4 separate regions of the Homo sapiens genome follow, and regions 1, 2 and 3 are each linked to region 4. Evidence: chromatin loops called from intact Hi-C (ENCODE). Cell type or tissue: CD4-positive, alpha-beta T cell. All regions are shown on one strand.

Evidence for each region. A loop is a pair of places that touch in the nucleus more often than their neighbours do. Peaks named below come from ENCODE experiments on the same cell type or tissue, not always from the same donor. Only the 100,000 strongest peaks of a DNase experiment are listed, where the experiment ranks them.
Region 1: a loop joins it to region 4, with 1.9 times the contacts of the local background. A loop is called at or near these places in 36 of 110 quality-filtered maps.
Region 2: it touches region 4 in a loop (6-fold over the local background); 3 of 110 quality-filtered maps call a loop at or near these places.
Region 3: it touches region 4 in a loop (9-fold over the local background); 109 of 110 quality-filtered maps call a loop at or near these places.

Annotation. Positions count from the first base shown.
Region 1 is chr20:32,776,744-32,780,743 of GRCh38, reverse strand. DNMT3B (DNA methyltransferase 3 beta) reads right to left here. Exons shown (of 23, transcript NM_006892.4): 2 at 279-426. The coding sequence starts at 420. Among named protein-coding and RNA genes, the nearest start is that of DNMT3B, 16 kb to the right of the region's middle. RefSeq lists enhancers at 1-178, 179-680, 681-1,181, 1,182-1,682, 2,189-2,318 and 2 more. In CD4-positive, alpha-beta T cell, CTCF peaks have their summits at 1,912 (motif pointing right) and 2,113 (motif pointing right); a DNase peak (open chromatin) is centred at 2,123.
Region 2 is chr20:32,029,692-32,033,691 of GRCh38, reverse strand. It overlaps CCM2L (CCM2 like scaffold protein), which reads right to left. Exons shown (of 10, transcript NM_001365692.1): 9 at 3,854-3,992; 10 at 1,512-2,691. The coding sequence ends at 2,378. Among named protein-coding and RNA genes, the nearest start is that of HCK, 21 kb to the left of the region's middle. RefSeq lists a silencer at 2,243-2,292 and an enhancer at 1,954-2,481. In CD4-positive, alpha-beta T cell, CTCF peaks have their summits at 1,964 (motif pointing right) and 2,164 (motif pointing left); a DNase peak (open chromatin) is centred at 2,041; H3K4me3 peaks cover 431 bases; H3K27me3 peaks cover 1,429 bases.
Region 3 is chr20:32,650,987-32,654,986 of GRCh38, reverse strand. C20orf203 (chromosome 20 open reading frame 203) reads left to right here. Exons shown (of 6, transcript NM_182584.4): 2 at 3,006-3,254; 3 at 3,821-3,969. The coding sequence starts at 3,835. Among named protein-coding and RNA genes, the nearest start is that of C20orf203, 21 kb to the left of the region's middle. RefSeq lists a silencer at 1,814-1,913 and an enhancer at 2,204-2,253. In CD4-positive, alpha-beta T cell, CTCF peaks have their summits at 1,679 and 1,878 (motif pointing right); a DNase peak (open chromatin) is centred at 1,906; H3K4me3 peaks cover 302 bases.
Region 4 is chr20:32,519,567-32,523,566 of GRCh38, reverse strand. NOL4L (nucleolar protein 4 like) reads left to right here. Exons shown (of 11, transcript NM_001256798.2): 3 at 2,645-2,756. LOC101929698 (a long non-coding RNA gene) reads right to left here. Exons shown (of 3, transcript NR_110619.1): 3 at 3,282-4,000. Among named protein-coding and RNA genes, the nearest start is that of NOL4L-AS1, 40 kb to the left of the region's middle. In CD4-positive, alpha-beta T cell, CTCF peaks have their summits at 1,479 and 1,681 (motif pointing left); DNase peaks (open chromatin) are centred at 1,001 and 1,656; H3K4me3 peaks cover 272 bases; H3K27ac peaks cover 2,247 bases.

The DNA of each region.
Region 1 (4,000 bases), 260 kb before region 4:
CTGAGACCACCCCTGTCATGACTGGCAGAGGACAGGGAACCATCACCCTTGTGTCACGCTCAGAGTCCCAGCTGAGATGAGAGTCCCAAAGGGGAGGCCAAGGGCTGCGGGCAGGTGTGAAGGGCTCGACCCTGCATCCCTCCTTGCTAGAGCTCTCTTCCCTCCCGGGGAATTGTGGTGGAGGTTGTCAGAGACTCTCCCCAAAGCCTCCAGTTGTCTGCAGTGACCGCTCACTATGTCAGCGCCTGACACCACCCCAGTCCCCACTGCCCAGCCACCTCTGATCTCCGGGGTGCGGATAGCCTCCAGGATTGGGGGCGAGTCGGAGGACTGGTCGCTGCAGGCCCCGTTGACGAGGATCGAGTCTTCCCTCCCGCCGGCGTCCTCCTCTCCATTGAGATGCCTGGTGTCTCCCTTCATGCTTTCCTGTGGGAGAAGCCAGAATGGGTGGGGTGAAAGGGAAGCAGGGACATGAGAGGGACAGTGTTCCCCCGCCATGGGCTCTGTGTTCTCAGGCCAAGGCCCCAGGATGCATTCTTAGGGTGATGCTCTTGCCCAAGTACCCCACCCAGGCTGCCCCCCATAGCCTCCCCCTCACCAAGCTTGGAGGCTCAGGACTTGGTTCCATGTGGACAGGCTGTCCCGAAGGCTCAGACGCCAGCACCCAGGACAGAGTGGGGAGGCCAGGGCTGGGGTCTCAGGCTCAGACTGCTCTGTGCAATTAGCCGGCCCCTTCAAACAATGCCATTTAGGACCTGCCTGTCCCGGCCCGTCTGCCGCCAGCCTCTGTCCCCTCTGGCCCTGGCCCCCTCTCCCTGCTCAGCCTCTGCAGGGGCTCAGGAAGCCAGTGCATTATTTTCCCTCCTGACCCCTTTGTTTGCTCTCTCCCTTCCCCTCAATCTCCAGGTCCTCTTCCCACCCACCCCCTCCTCCCCCACAGAACCGCTTCTCTCCTCTCCATGGCAGCACAAGCCCCGCCTCACCCCATCCTCCAGGGCCCATTGGTCTGCTGGCCTGTCGCTCACTCCCCTCCTCCCTCACCAGCTGGGGCTCAGAGTCCCAAGTTCCCAAGGAGGGAAGGATGGAGGCACAGGCAGAAAGCCTGGGGGCAGTTACCAGGAGGGGGACTCCCCAGATCCATTGTAGCCTCACCCTCACCTCTGGGACTTGGCCTCCCCACTGCTGCCCCTCCTGGTCAGGTAAATCAGCTAACACACAGGGCCAGGGCCATACGGATGGGTTGGCAGGCTATAACCTCTGGGCTGGCCCATTGCCTGCAACATTATGGGCACACAGATTTTGTTGGATGCAACAACCTGTATCTCCCCCTAGGGAGACTGGGGAGCTCACCTTCTAGAAAAAGAAAACTGACATCCAGACTAGGTTATTCTCCAAGGTCATATAGCCCATCTAAGAGGTAGGGCCAGGATTAGATAGAGAACGAGTAAAAAACTTCAGGGCATAAATCCCCGCTGAAACCGAGTTTTCCAAGTCACTTGCCTTTGCTTTTTGTTCCACCTTTGGTTGGCAAAAATATTATAAAAGCCTAGGCATAATGAGACCTCCAGGCCCCCATCCCTGAACCACAAACAGCTCCAGGTCACTCACACCACACCCTTGTGTCCTGGAACCGTGCCTGGGAAAAGCTTCCCCAATAAGCTGCTGCCATATGCACCGGGCCTCCCTGCCTCGGGCTCCATCGTGGAGACATACCAGCCCCTGCCAGACAACCCGTGCTAGCCTCGCAGTTTATCTTCTATCTGTCCATCCATCCATCCATCCATCCATCCATCCATCCATCTATCTTAGAGACAGGGTCTCACTTGGTCACCCAGGCTGGAGTGCAGTGGCGTGATCACGGCTCCCTGTAGGCTTCAACTCCCAGGGCTTCAGTGATCCTCCAGCTGGGCCCACAGGTGTGTGCCACCAGGTGTGGCTAATTTTTTGTAGAAACAGAGTCTGGCTATGTTGCCCAGGCTGGCCTCAAACTCCTGGCCTCAAGGGATCCTCCCACCTCAGCATCTCAAACCAGGGTACCTTCTAGAAGCCACACCTTGTATTGCGGGCTCCAAGCTGCACTGGCGCCACTGGCATCGCCCACCAGGGGGCACCGTGAGCTCAGTCTGATGAGCCCAGTGGCGCCCCCAGGCAGAGGTGCAATCTGTGGTGAGAGCTCCCAATTCCAGACCCTGCACCTGCCCATGGCATGGGGCAACTGGACCTCTGCTGCTACTCCCTGTGTGGCCCAGGAGCCACGCAGGCTACAGTACCATGAACTGAGAGCTGCTTGGAAGAACTGTTGGAAGTGGGAGCTGGCTGGAGAAATCTCCACCACTAAGCTAGATGTCCTGAAGCAGGGTTTTCATTTTTTTTTTTTTTGAGACAGAGTCTCCCTCTGTCGCCAGGCTGCAGTGCAGTGGTGCGACCTCCGCCAGGCTGGAATGCAATGGCACGATCTCAGCTCACCGCAACCTCTGCCTCCCAGGTTCAAGCGATTCTCCTGCCTCAGCCTCCTGAGTAGCTGGGATTACAGGCATGCGCCACCACGCCCAGCTGATTTTTGTATTTTTAGTAGAGACAGGTTTCACCATGTTGGCCAGGATGGTCTCGATGTCTTGTCCTCGTGATCTGCCCACCTCAGCCTACCAAAGTGCTGGGATTACAGGCGTGAGCCACCACACCCGGCCTGAAGCGGGATTTTCACAAGACATTTTAACACACACAAGTCATGCCTAGGTGATTAATATGCATGTTAAAGCAGCATTGTTCAGATTATAAACATGTGCGCTGATACATAACACATAGGCTTTCTGTGCTTCACATGATCCAGAGTGTGTATCAGCACCTGTTAAGGAATTTCCCCTACCAAGGACAAGGGACGTGCCTGAATCAGACCAATCAGCTGCTTCTCAGCCCTTTTTCTCCCAAGCCCTGACCCGGAAGAACAGGCTGGCTGACCTATGGCCAGTTCCTATGAGACAAAGCAGTCAGAATCCCAGGAAAGCTGCTGCGGTGTCGGTTCAGAATAATCATTAATTTCAAGCGTTTCACCTCAGGCCAAATCAGTGAACTAAGTAACCTAGTGGGCCTGGCATAGAGTGGGAGGTGGGGCTACCTGGTGTACCTGGTGTCTCCAGGAGGGTCCACCTCCCCAAAGTGCTCTGGGGGGAGGACACACAGGGTTTGTTTGTGGCCAGGAGCTGGTAGCAGACCAGAGGCCTGGAGTGAAGGATGTGACCTCCTTCGCCTTCATCCAGGGCCTGGGGTTCTAATGTGTGCTGGGTTTCGCAGGCAACATTGAACCCCATTCCTCAGACAGGCCCTAACTGGGTCAACAAGAAGCCAGACAGGAGTCTCACCTCCTAGACAGACCCAGGCTGACAATGATTAACCACCCTGGGCCTTCCCCCAGGGCCTCAGCAGTGCCAACTGGCCACCAGCCTACCCAACGTGTGGGCAGCACACCTTCCAAAACCCATATCTCAACATTCAGGAAAAGCCTCAAGCCCCTAGAACAAGACCTGTGGGTACTGGAGAGACAGTCCAGGAAGAAAACCCACAATAAATGGCACTAGCTACCTGGGTGTCCCCCAGGAGCAAGCTGAGCACTTATATATGCTTTCTTCTCGTTGCATAATTCAATGTGATTTCATTTAAAATTCCTTCTGTTTTTATCACGACCCTACGTTTGTAGTGAAATTAACTACCCTCATTGCCTTATAGCCACAGCTGTGTAGACAGCGCACACCAACTTCAGAACCTGCACCCATGACTAAAGATGCCCAGCTCAGTTCCTCCCCCACCCCGCTTCAGTCTACACGCAGGCCAAGACAATCTAGCCTCGAGGCATGTGCTGCTGTGTTCTCTCAGCCTGGAAGCCCTCCCCAACTCCCTACACCTCCTGCTTCCTTTCTCAGACCTCAAAACCCACAGCTCAAAATCCAGGAATAAAAGCTTCTCTCCTAGGCCTTTCTTCCCACATATATAAATATATAAAAAT
Region 2 (4,000 bases), 490 kb after region 4:
AGGGATTAATATCTAAAATTTATAAACTACTCTTGCAAATCAATGAGAAAAAGACAGGAAGCCCAGTAGGAAATGAACAAAAGATATGAACAAGGAAGTCACAGAAAGGAAAGCTCAAATGGCTGACTAGTATAGAAGGAAGTTATAAATTTCAGGATTAACAGAGAAATGCAAATTAAAACAACTTGCCACCTTACACCCACACTGAATGCAAAGTTACAAAATCAGATGATGAAAAATCTGATGAAGATGTCGGGAAACAGCATCCTTCACTCACCGTTGGTGAAAGCCATTCTGGAAGAAGTTAATGAAATTCAAAACCTGCCCTGTGATCTAGTAATTCCACTCTTGGATTTAGAGCCCAAAGAAATGCTCACATAGGCCCATAAGTTTCATGTACAAAAATGTTCATCAATCACAGTGTTGTTTGTGGTAAGAGGGAGTTGGAAGCAACCTGGGTGTTCATCTCTGGGGAGATGGATAAAGAAAACAGCGGATGCTCAACTCGAAATATTTTGCAGCAGTTGGATGCAACAGTGAGATTTTTCAACAGCACATATGTAGGTATTTAAAACATTATAGGGTGGCTGGGCTTGGTGGTTCATGCCTTTAATCCCAGCACTTTGGGAGGGCGAGGCAGGAGGATCACTTAAGCCCAGGAGTTCTTGCAGTGAGCTGTCACTGCACCATTGCAGTCCAGCCTGGGTGACAGAGCAAAAACCTGTCTCTAAAAATTTTCTTAGTTTTCTTTTTAAATAGAAAAACATTACAGAGTGAGAGAAGGAATAGAGTGAAATTCTTATGTAATATCATTTATACAAACACACACACAAAGCACTGTGTAGTTTAGGTCCAGGGACATATATCAGCACATAGGGTTAGGCGCTCATAGTAAAGAGGGAAAAGGAGTGTGGGGAACATGTGGATCAGGAGAGGGTAAAATAAAACATCAGAAGGGCCCTACATGGACCAGTGATGATGGGATGATCATTTACCACAAACCAAGTATGAATTATGGAACTCTTTGGACCTGGAGTCCTAATAACATTTTTTTGAAAATTGCTAACAGTGCCTATTTTATGGTGTGTACAATGTGTCTGGCCATGGAAGCCTTTGCAAGGTTTTACAAACACATTTTGGATCTCCTATGTGAGTCTCTGGCCTCCTCTCAGGCCTCATCCCTTTTAGCTTTCCAGCCTTTACTCAGGCTGTGCTGAATGCTGTCCTTATCCTGACTTCTCTACCTCTCCAACCTTTCCTTCCCATTTCTTTGACTACCCCAGACTCCCAGATAGCTGCCTGTGGAGTCTTGGCTATTTCTTGTTTGTGACTTGAGCACAGAGCTAGGCTGTAACAAGGCTGCAAGGGAACAAGTACTGTTTCTTCTTCCCAAACAGTGAACTCCCCTGAGGATCTTCTGAATAGCTCACCACCACTTCAGTTGGGGTAGGATGCACCCAGACATCTTTTGCTTATTACAAGGCAAGAAAGGTAAACTGAGTCATAAAATGTTTGATGTGGAAAGGAACAACATTTATTGAGCTCTTATCGGGTGCTAGACCCAGTTCTAAGGTCTTAACCCTCAGTAATCCCTGTGGCCACCCTGTTAGGTGGATGGGGGCTGAGCTCACTGGACAGATGGGGTAACGGGAGGCACACAGAGGTTACGACACTAACCAGATAGAGGCTCCAGATCCTGGAGCTGAAAAAACCCTTGTTTGGGGTCTTAAGACCAGAATGGGACCCAGATCATCCCCCTGAGTCAACCCTGGGTGGAGGAAACCGTCTACTCCACACTGACTGTACAAGTCAGGCATCAGGGGATGGGAGACCCTGACATTTAGAGCCTTAAAAAGACCTTCTACACTGTTTAGTATGGTCAGTTTGAGGTCATATAAGGAGAATCAGGAGATTCCCTCAAGCCCCGTCCTCTCTTCTTGAACCATAGTTTCTCAATCTGTAAAATAGGACCGAGTTCTGGAAATTCTTTTCTCAGTCGGCCAGCAGGTGGAGCCCACTCTTCATGCCTTCCTCAGCCTCCAGAAAGCTGCGGCGTCCCGGGGAGGAGGGTGTGTTCTGGGGCTGATCCCTCTGGACTTCTGGGACAAAGCAGGATCGCTGCTCAGCCCCAGCCCGGCAGAGCGGCCCAGGAGCCCCGGGTGACTGCCCCGGACTTCAGGGCCCGGCTTCGCTTTCCCCCTGCAGGACACTCCAGGTACTGCATGGCCCCGGGCCCCAAGGGCAGGGAGCGAGACCCTGGAGTGAAGACCCCCCGGCCCCGCCAGGTGTGATGGGGGGGCCCTGGGGATAGGGTCCCCGAAGCAAAGCTGAGACTCAGAGGTGGGCTGCTGAGCCACGCCGTCCGCAGGGGCGGTGGCTACAGGTAGTTGTCTTCTGCGGCGTCGCTCCCGCCCCTGGAGCCCCGGGGCTCATCCTCGTCGTCGTCGTCGTCATCGGGGGCCAGCGCCTCGATGTCGTGCGTGATGTCAGCCAGCAGCCGGTGGAAGGCCTGTGCCTCGGGCCGCTGCGCCGCGCCATCGTAGCTGCGCACTGCGGAGGCCGACGTGGAGCTCATGCTGCGCTTGATGCGGCCGAAGCTGTCAGTGAGGATGCCGCCCTCGCGGATGCCCACGCCCTCCAGGAAGCCCTCGAAGTAGCCGATGTCCTGGTCCGGGATGAAGGGCCGCATCCCTGCGAGCCGAGGGGCATGGTGAGTCCCCAGGACACGTTCCCTTTCCCTTCCACAGGGGAAGCGTCCTCTCTGCAGATCTGGGTGCAAATCCCTGCTGTCACTCACTGGCTGTGTGGCCTTGCCCAAGGTCCTTAACTGTCTGAGCCAGCGAATAACGACACAGCGCTCAGCACACAGTGAATGCTCACTACATACTAGATTACTGTACTTTTATTATTATTATTATAGCCTCTGCCTCCCGGGTTCAAGAGATTCTCATGCCTCAGCCTCCCAAGTAGCTGGGATTACAGGCGCACACCACCACGCCCTGCTAATTTTTGTATTTTTAGTAGAGACAGGGTTTCATGTTGGCCAGGCTGGTCTTGAACTCCTGACCTCAGGTGATCCGCCAGCTTCAGCCTCCCAAAGTGCTGGGATTACAGGTGTGAGCCACCTCGCCAGGCCTATTTTTGTTATTATTAGTACCATCATTATATTCCCATTGATTAATTATGTTGAACCTCATTTTCCTCACCTGTAAAACAGATAATTGCACCTGTTCTCTGGGTAGGGATGTGAGGATTAAATAACAAGGTACTCAGCACATACTGAGCACTCTGTAAACAGTTTGTTTTATTTCCATTCCTACTTACTAGCTATGTGACCTCAGTCCTTTACTTTGTAACTCTGAGTCTCAGTTTCCTCACCTGCAAAATGGGGACCATTAATAGTATCTACTTCTCAGAACTGGGGGCATTTAATGAGATGATGCTTGGCACAGGGTAACTGCCAAGCACATGTCAGCTTATTCGTATTATTCCTCCTGTTATTATTAGCCCTCCTTACTAGCTGTGTGACCTTGGACATGTTCCTTAGCCTTTCTGAGCCTCAGCTTCCGTGTGGGGTAAGATGGGAAGAATCAGTCCCTCTCGCAGCTTTGCTGTGAGGATGAAATGGCCACACCACTGCTTAGTTCTTCTTATCAACAGTGTCTCCCAGCTCTGACAAGTCCTTTCCCTACTCTGCACTTTGGGCTCCTCATCTGCCCTGTGAATCTCATGATCTGGGTTTCATCAGAGGCTGAAAGATAAGGAGAAAACATTTGCAGCCTGGTGCCTGACTGGGATGGCATGGACCAAGCAGGGGCCCTAGCTGACCTCTGGGGGTACAGCGGGGGCTCACCAAGGAGGAGGAACTTGCGCCGGTCTCCGTAGAGCTTCAGCAGGCCTGTGCAATAGTCCTGGATGGGCAGCCCCAGCCGGTACTCCCGCAGCAGCATCGCAAACTGCTGGATCTCGAGGGGCCCCAGCTTACTCCGCAACTATGTGG
Region 3 (4,000 bases), 130 kb before region 4:
ACTCTTATTTATATTTCATTGATCTCTATGTCTGTCCTTATGCCAGTACCACATTGTCCTGATTACTGTAGTTTATTATAGTAATTTTTGAAATTGGAAGTGTGTGCACTCCAACATTGTTCATTTTTTCTTCTTCTTTTTTTGGGGAAGGATCTTGCTGTGTCACACGGGCTGGAATGCAGTGGCACATTCTTGGTTCACTGCAATCTCTACCTCCCAGGTTCAAGTGATCCTCCCACCTCAGCCTCCTGAGTAGCTGGGACTACAGGCACATGCCACCACACCCAGCTAAATTTTTGTATTTTTTGTAGAGATGAGGTTTCACCATATCACCCAGGCTGGTCTCAAACTCCTGGACTCAAGTGATCTGCCCACCTCGGCCTCCCAAAGTGCTGGGATTACGGACATAAGCTACCACGCCTGGCCCACCATTATTCTTTTTCAGGACTGTTTTAGCTTTTCTGAGTCCCTTAAATTTCCATATGAATTTTAGGATCAGCTTGTCAATTTCTGTAAAGAACCAAGTTGGAATTTTGATGGAGATTGTGTTGAATCTGAAGATCAATTTGGGGAGTCTTGCCATCTTAATGGTATTGGGTCTTTAGATCTATGAACATTGGTATTTTTCCATTTATTTATGGCATCTTTAATTTCTTTAAACAATGTTTTGTAGTTTTCAGATTATAAGTTTTGTACTTCTTTTATTCCTAAGCATTTTATTCTCTTTGATGCTAGTATAAATTGAATTATTTTCATAATTACATTTTTGAAGTGTTCATTGCAAATGTGTAGAAGCTCAATTGATTTTTGTATATTGATCTTGTATCCTGCAACTTTGCCAAACCCAATTATTAGTTATAACTTTTTTTTAGTGGATTCTTTAGGATTTTCTCTTTTTTTTTTTTTCGCTCCATCACCCAGGCTGGAGTGCAGTGGCGTGATCTTGGCTCACTGCAAACTCTGCACCCCAAGTTCAAGCAATTCTTGTGCTTCAGCCTCCTGAGTAGCTGGGGTTACAGGCACACACCACCACGCCTGGCTAATTTTTGTATTTTTAGTGGAGACATGGTTTTGCCTTGCTGGCCAGGCTGGTCTTAAACTCCTGACCTTAGGTGATCCACCTGCCTTGGCCTCCCAAAGTGCTGAGATTACAGGCATGAGCCACTGCTCCCAACCAAGATTTTCTATATATAAGATCATGTCATCTGCAAGTAGGGATAGTTTTACTTCTTCTTTTGCAATCTGGATGACTTTATTTTCTTGCCATTGTACCCAGTACAGTGTTGAATACAAGTCGTGAATTCAACTTTGCCGTAAGAGTGGACATCCTTGTCTTGTTCCTGGTCTTGGGGAAAGCACCCAATCTCTCACCATGAAGTATGATACCAGCTGTAGGAACACTCTTCTTAGAACTCCCCGAAAGATTGGCTGGTTTACACCCTCAGTTCTAGCAGTGTGCAAGCAGGAGGCCTAGTCCCCCATCCCTTGCCAACACAGTAACCCCAGGCTTTAGAGGCAAAGAACCAAGCCTGGGAGGGAAGTGCTGCATGCTATGTCACACAGATACTCAGCGACCTACAGTTCAGCTGTCCATATGCACTGGGAGTGAGCCCTGGACACTCAGCCTTCCCTCCCCTAGGGTGGGATGTCTTGAGACCCCCTAAAAAAAAGCATTGGTACAGAGGAACTTCTGGGTTCTGTTCTTGTATTAGTCACTGGCTGTGCAACTGTAGGCAGGTCACTTCCCTCTGGGCCTTGGTTTTCCCATCTGTGTAGTGGAAAGAGTGGTCCACCTTGAAATCTTCCAACTCTGACCATCTCTGCCCCACCCACCCTTAAATTCACAGTGGCTTCAGCATCCACCACTGCCCAGAGGAGCCACCAGAGGGCGCCCCAGACCATCATTTGGCCCAGCTTGGGTGCAGGGTGCCCTGGGGAGGCTGAGAGCAGCGCCTATTTTCCAGGAGCTGCTGGCTGTGCTTGCACAGACTTCCTGTGGCTAGACCAGCCCGCTCCTCTGGCTGAGCTCTGATCTCCAGGAAGGGAGTGACGGAGGCACCATCCCCAAGGCCAGTGACCTAGCACTCACCCTGCCCGCTTTGGGTTGCCGCCTGAGGCTCAGGCTTTGCAACATCGGGGCCAGCAGCCTTGCATCTCTCAGCCTTGAGAGGCTTCCACCATCTCTGAGAGGGCCTCTCACTGGTGCTGCATCCTCTCCCCACCAAATTGCCCAGCAGCAGGAAGCCCCCCAAACTGGTGCGTGTCTGGCTACCTGGAAGGGGGCCCTCACTGTTTTTTGTGGACGTGAATGTATTCATGCTGGGGGTCTGGACAGTGTAGTCTCCAAAAACCACAGCATCCGGGACTCCTAGATACCTCCAGGATAGATCCCAGAACCTTCGAAGCAGGAATCACAGAGGTCAGGGACCACCCAGAACTTCCCAAAAAAGCCAGAGGAGGCTCCATCAGCACCCCCATGACCCCCAGGGCTGATTTTATCGTTCAAATAAAATCAAAACCTTTGCCTTGCAAATTGAGCTCCAAGACACAGCAGCATCTCCCCGCCATCCCAAGAGTCTCACCCCAGCCCCTTTGCATGGAGGGCTGCTGGGCCCCCTCTGATGCCAGGGGTATTTGCTTTTTTTTTTTTTTTTTTTTTTTTTTGAGATGGAGTCTTGCTCTGTCGCCCAGGCTGAAGTGCATGATCTCAGCTCACTGGCACGATCTCAGTTCACTGTAACCTCTGCCCCACCAGGTTCAAGTGATTCTCGTGCCTCAGTCTCCCAAGTAGTTGGTACTACAGGCGTGCACCACCACACCCAGCTAATTTTTGTATTTTTAGTAGAGACGAGGTTTTGTTGTGTTGGCCAGGCTGGTCTCGAACTCCTGATCTCAAGTGATCCTCCTGCCTAAGCCTCCCAAAGTGACAGGTGTGAGCCACTGCATCCAGCCACATTTGCTTTGCATTCTAGTTATTTGTATGTGTGTTTTCTCTCTCCTTCCAGACTGGGGTCCCCTTAAAGGCAGAGTGAATCTCAGATTCATCTTAGTCCCTTCCTGGGGTCTTGTTCAGGACCCTGCATCCAGTAGATGCTCAACAAATGTCAACATAGGAATCCAGGTCCCATCCTCTCCTCACTCAAGGGATCCAAGGCTGCCTCTTCCTCTTCCGTAGTGGTGTGGCTTTGCAGAAGTCACTTAAGCTCTCTAATCCTCCTCCTCAGAGTGCCAGACTGCAGCTGCCACATGAAGAGGTAAGACTCGGACAGGCTAGGTGCCAGGTCACCCCCCAGTTCCCCAGACCTTTCAGATGGCAGTGGCTGGCTATTCAGGTCAGACCAGTTGCTGTGCTGGACACTTCACCTTTGTTATCTCCTCCAGTCTTCTCAGAGACCCTTTGAGGTGGGCTCTGTTGCCATCCCCAGCCTTGCAAATGGGGAAACCCAGGCATGTGACAATGAGCTCCCTTGCCTGAGGTCACGTTGGTTGGTAAAGGTGTCTGAGCCTACAGCCCTGCTTTGAAGTGACTTGGGGCAGGGATGAGCAGCTTCAGGGGGTTTTCTTGTCCACCCTGTAAGAATCTTCAAGGCTCAGAGATCATTTGCTCCAATTTTCTCGTTTCTTTTCCTTTTTTTTTTTGAATAGGGTTTCGCTCTGTTGCCCACTTTGGAGTGTAGTGGGGCGATCATGGCTCACTACGGCCTCAACCTTCTGGGCTGAAGTGATCCTCCCACTTGAGTAGCTACCCCATGAGTAGCTGAACCCTCAGGCGCAAGCCAACACACCCAGCTAATTTTTTTTTTTTTTTTTTTTTTTTTAGAGAGAGGGTCTCCTATGTTTCCTAGGCCTGTCTTGAACTCCCGGGCTCAAGCGATTCTCCTGCCTCAGCCTCCCAACATGCTGGATCACAGGCAGTGGCCACCTCGCCTGGCCAGTTTTCCCTTTACAAAAACTGGAATGCTGAGCCGGGTAAGAAGTGCTGTCCCTGTCTCCCACACCT
Region 4 (4,000 bases):
CCTATTAACTAGAGCATCTGCTAGGATTGTCCTCCTGGTTTCGACTCATTCTGTGGTCCTGTGGCCTTGGGCATTCGTGCACTCAATCAGAAATGGAGGTCCCATTTCTGGTCCCAGGCAAGCCAGGAAGATGAATCAGAAGATGCCTGCTGAAGGTTGCAGGGGGAGGGTTTGTCATCCTCTATACAGGTCCCTACGGCAGTGCAGAGCTGGGCTGGACTCTGCGCTTTATTGACTCCCCAGGGAGCTCTAAGCCAGGCTTGCAGACAATCCAGCCTTGTGGGGCAGGGCTTCCCTCCCTGGCCCTCAGGCAGTTCCAAGGACTTCTCACCTGTCAGCCTTCTATCCTCCCCTTCCACCCATCAATGGGACCCAGGGCCAGAAGGTGTGTGCTCAGCACTCCCCTCCCTGTGGCACGCCAGCCAGCCTTTGCACACTGCTGGGGTCCCTGCCAAGGCCAGGATAAATGTGGCCACCACTCTACCCCTGGAGAGGGAGCCATTCCTATTCCCTCAGCTGGCCAGGCAGCAAGAAGGGCCCTGCCCATCCTGTGTGCAGCCCTCAGCAGAGCAGCCAGGCCAGGAGGACCCCCTGAGCCCTTTAAAAAATATTTCTCTGCCCATTGGCAGGTGAGCAGGCAAGCTTTGGGTAGCTTAGTAGGGCTGCCCTCATGGTAGGGACCTGGCCCTCTTCTCCCAGCTGACTGTGCAACCCTCCCCCGGGCCCTCCACTGAGCTCTCCTGAGGCCTGACCTAGGGTGCCACGTCTCAGGGGAGCCGAGGGGCATCTGTCGGCCCAAGTCAGCCACAGCCCTCTGCTCTGCCTAGCACACGCCCTTCCCTCCTGCACACTTGCTCCTGCAGCTGCCACCCTTCAGCCAGACATCTCTCTCCAGACCCAGCTGGCCTGAGAGGAACGTGCCCCCAGACTTCCAGGCAGCCCTGGGCTGCTCTGCTGAGGGCTGCACACAGGATGGGCAGGGCCCTTCTTGCTGCCTGGCCTACTGAGGGCACAGGAATGGCTCCCTCTCCAGGGGTAGAGTGGTGGCCACATTTATCCTGGCCTGGGCTAGGGATGAAGCTCTCTGTGTGCATGGCAGAAAAGCCCCATCCCTCGGACCTGACACCTGACAAGGACCAGCTGCATCCCTGATGTTGCTCTCCCATCCGCTGCTCCAGTCAGAGACACTGGGGTTTGCCCTTGTCCCTGACCTCCAGAGGAAGGCAATCAGACAGGGAATTTGGAAGGGAGATAACTCATCAAGGAGCCTGCCTGCTCCACAGAGCATCAAATCAGCTGAGAAATAACAATTGTGTCACCAAAATTAACTTCGCATTTGCAGCTGGCAAGAGTGGCCCCTGGACTCTGCCAGTGGGCTGAGCTGGAAGCTGTGCCTGAGCTGGTCCTCCAAGAGCCCAGCCACAGCCTGGGACACCCCAAGCCTTCTGCATCCCCCCACAACTCCACTCCCCAGCCCCGCCCTAGCCCACCTCTACCCTCCAGCCATCACAGAGATGGAGAAGGACATTCGTGCATTTCTAAAGGAGCAAACCCCTGCAGTTGCTGTGGGAAGGCGGGGCCAAGCGCAGCGCAGAGCAGCCCCTCACCCTTGGCCAACTTTCCCAGCCCGGCTGCGGGCTGCGGCGAGGACAGCGGAACGCTTGGGTGATGCTGCCCCTTAGTGGAGAGGTGCGGGAGGACCCAGGCTCCAGGAAGCACATGGAAAACCAGTAACTGGGCAGTCTCAGCCCAGGGAACCTGGGACTGAAGGGACTCTTTGGCCCCACCAGACAGCTAAATCAGGGTCAGTGGCTTTTCCAAAACCCAGAGCAAGAGGAAAGGGCTGGACACCTAGGCCCACAGCCACTTCTTCCCCACTCCCCCACCCAGCCCTTTTTTCATGTTCCCTCCCTTCTTTGTGTCTCTCCCCCAGCCCTCTGCATCCCTGTCCTCCTCCTCAACTAGGGGAGGCCTTCTGGAGGCAACTGTGGAGTGGTGTGACCTGGAACATGGGGTTTAGTCTGGCACTGCCTTGAAAATTCCTTGTGACCTTGGGGAGTCAGCTCACCTCTCCAAGCCATAGTTGCCTGGAACATGGGGGTCCTGCAGAGCCTGTCTAGTTTGAAAAGTCTGATGCCTGGTACTAGCCCTTCACAGCTCTTCCTAAGAAGGTTCTTGACCTGTCAGTGATCACAGGAGATGGCTTGTAGGACCTTTGGTTCTGTGTATGGGCCTGGGGCAGTGAATTTATCTGTGGGTCTCAGTCTATCCATCTCTAAGAGGGGAACTGCTCACCCTACGCTAGAGCAATGTTTGTAAGCCCATTTTTTTGTAGCAGCAATAAAATGTTCTGAGGAATGTTACTTATTAGAATATAGGTTAAAGACTAGATAATGTTTAAAGGGTTTGCTTTTTCAATTTTTAACCTCCTTTATTGCGATTTTTAAAACAAATGGTTTTCCACAAAAGTACTGTCTCATTGCCACAGCTGAGAATCCAGGACACCTGTCCCTTGCTCCTCAAATCCCTGACTTTCCTTGCAAGAGCCGAAGCACCTGCCACCAAAGCTCAGACCTTGGTGACCCCATGGCCAAGTTGCCTCCCCACAGATCCATATAACAAGCGAAGCTCTTCTCTCCTCCAGATCGCAGAGACCTATGCCTTCCTCCCGAGAGAGGCCGTGACCCGGTTCCTGATGAGCTGTACGGAGTGTCAGAAGAGGATGCACTTTAACTCCAATGGCCTGGAACCCAAAGGTAGCAGGGGTGGCGTGCTGGAGGGCTAGGGCGGGGGCCATCTAAGAGTGGACTGTCCCTGAAGACGCCAGCTTTTGCTGGCACAGAAAAGTGTCCAGCAGCTGTTGTTGCTAGTCCCAGAGGCCAGTATGGGTCCGTGGTGCTGCCCAAAGCGCCTTGTTTTGTTTCGTTTAACTTTTTTTAAATCTCAAATTTCACTTAAAAACCAACCATACAAAACAAAAAAGTGAACAACATGTTTCCCCTGCCTTGCAAGGCCCCGGCCAGCCCCTTTCCTCCCAGCCGGATTCCAGTTGGGAATGGCCAGCCTGCCCCGTTCTCAAAGTTCCATCCATGCCTCCCACTGCTTCTCCATGCACGAGGGTCTGGCCTGTACCCTCCCTGAGACGTGTGCATGCATCCTCCCACCCACATACCTGTTAATGATACATCTTCCCTGGTGCTTGTTTCCACCCTGTGCACACCCATGTGGCCTCTGATAAGTAAACCCACGGAGTACTGATGATAATTTTTTTTTTTTTTTTTGAGACAAAGTCTCGCTCTGTCGCCCAGGCTGGAGTGCAGTGGTGCGATCTCGGCTCACTGCAAGCTCCGCCTCCCGGGTTCATGCCATTCTTCTGCCTCAGCCTCCCGGGTAGCTGGGACTTCAGGTGCCCACCGCCACGCCTGGCTAATTTTTTTTGTATTTTTAGTAGAGATGGGGTTTCACCATGTTAGCCAGGATGGTCTCGATCTCCTGACCTCATGATCTACCCGCCTTGGCCTCCCAAAGTGCTGGGATTACAGGTGTGTAATCTGCACCCGGCCGACTGATGAGAATTTAAAATGACCAGGGCAGGCTGGGCACAGTGGCTCATGCCTGTAATCTCAGCAGTTTGGGAGGCTGAGGTGGGAGGATTGCTTGAGCCCGGGAGGTGGAAGCTGCAGTGAGCCATGATCATGCCACTGCACTCCAGCCTGGGTGACAGAGTTAGACCCCATCTCAAAAAACAATAAAATAAAATGCCCAGAGCACTTGTGACCACCAAAGGTGATCCCTTGGACTGACGTCCATGCCCTCCAGCTCTGTCCTGCCCAGTGAGACCAGCAAGGACCTCACTTCAGCACCCCCGCACCCCCTCAAACTGAACATCCCAGAGGCCTCCAGGAAATCTGGGGGCCCATCTGTTTGCAGGTGGCTTTGGCACATTGAGACGGCCCAGCACATTTGGCTGGTACAATTATAATGCTGCCCTGAGAAATGG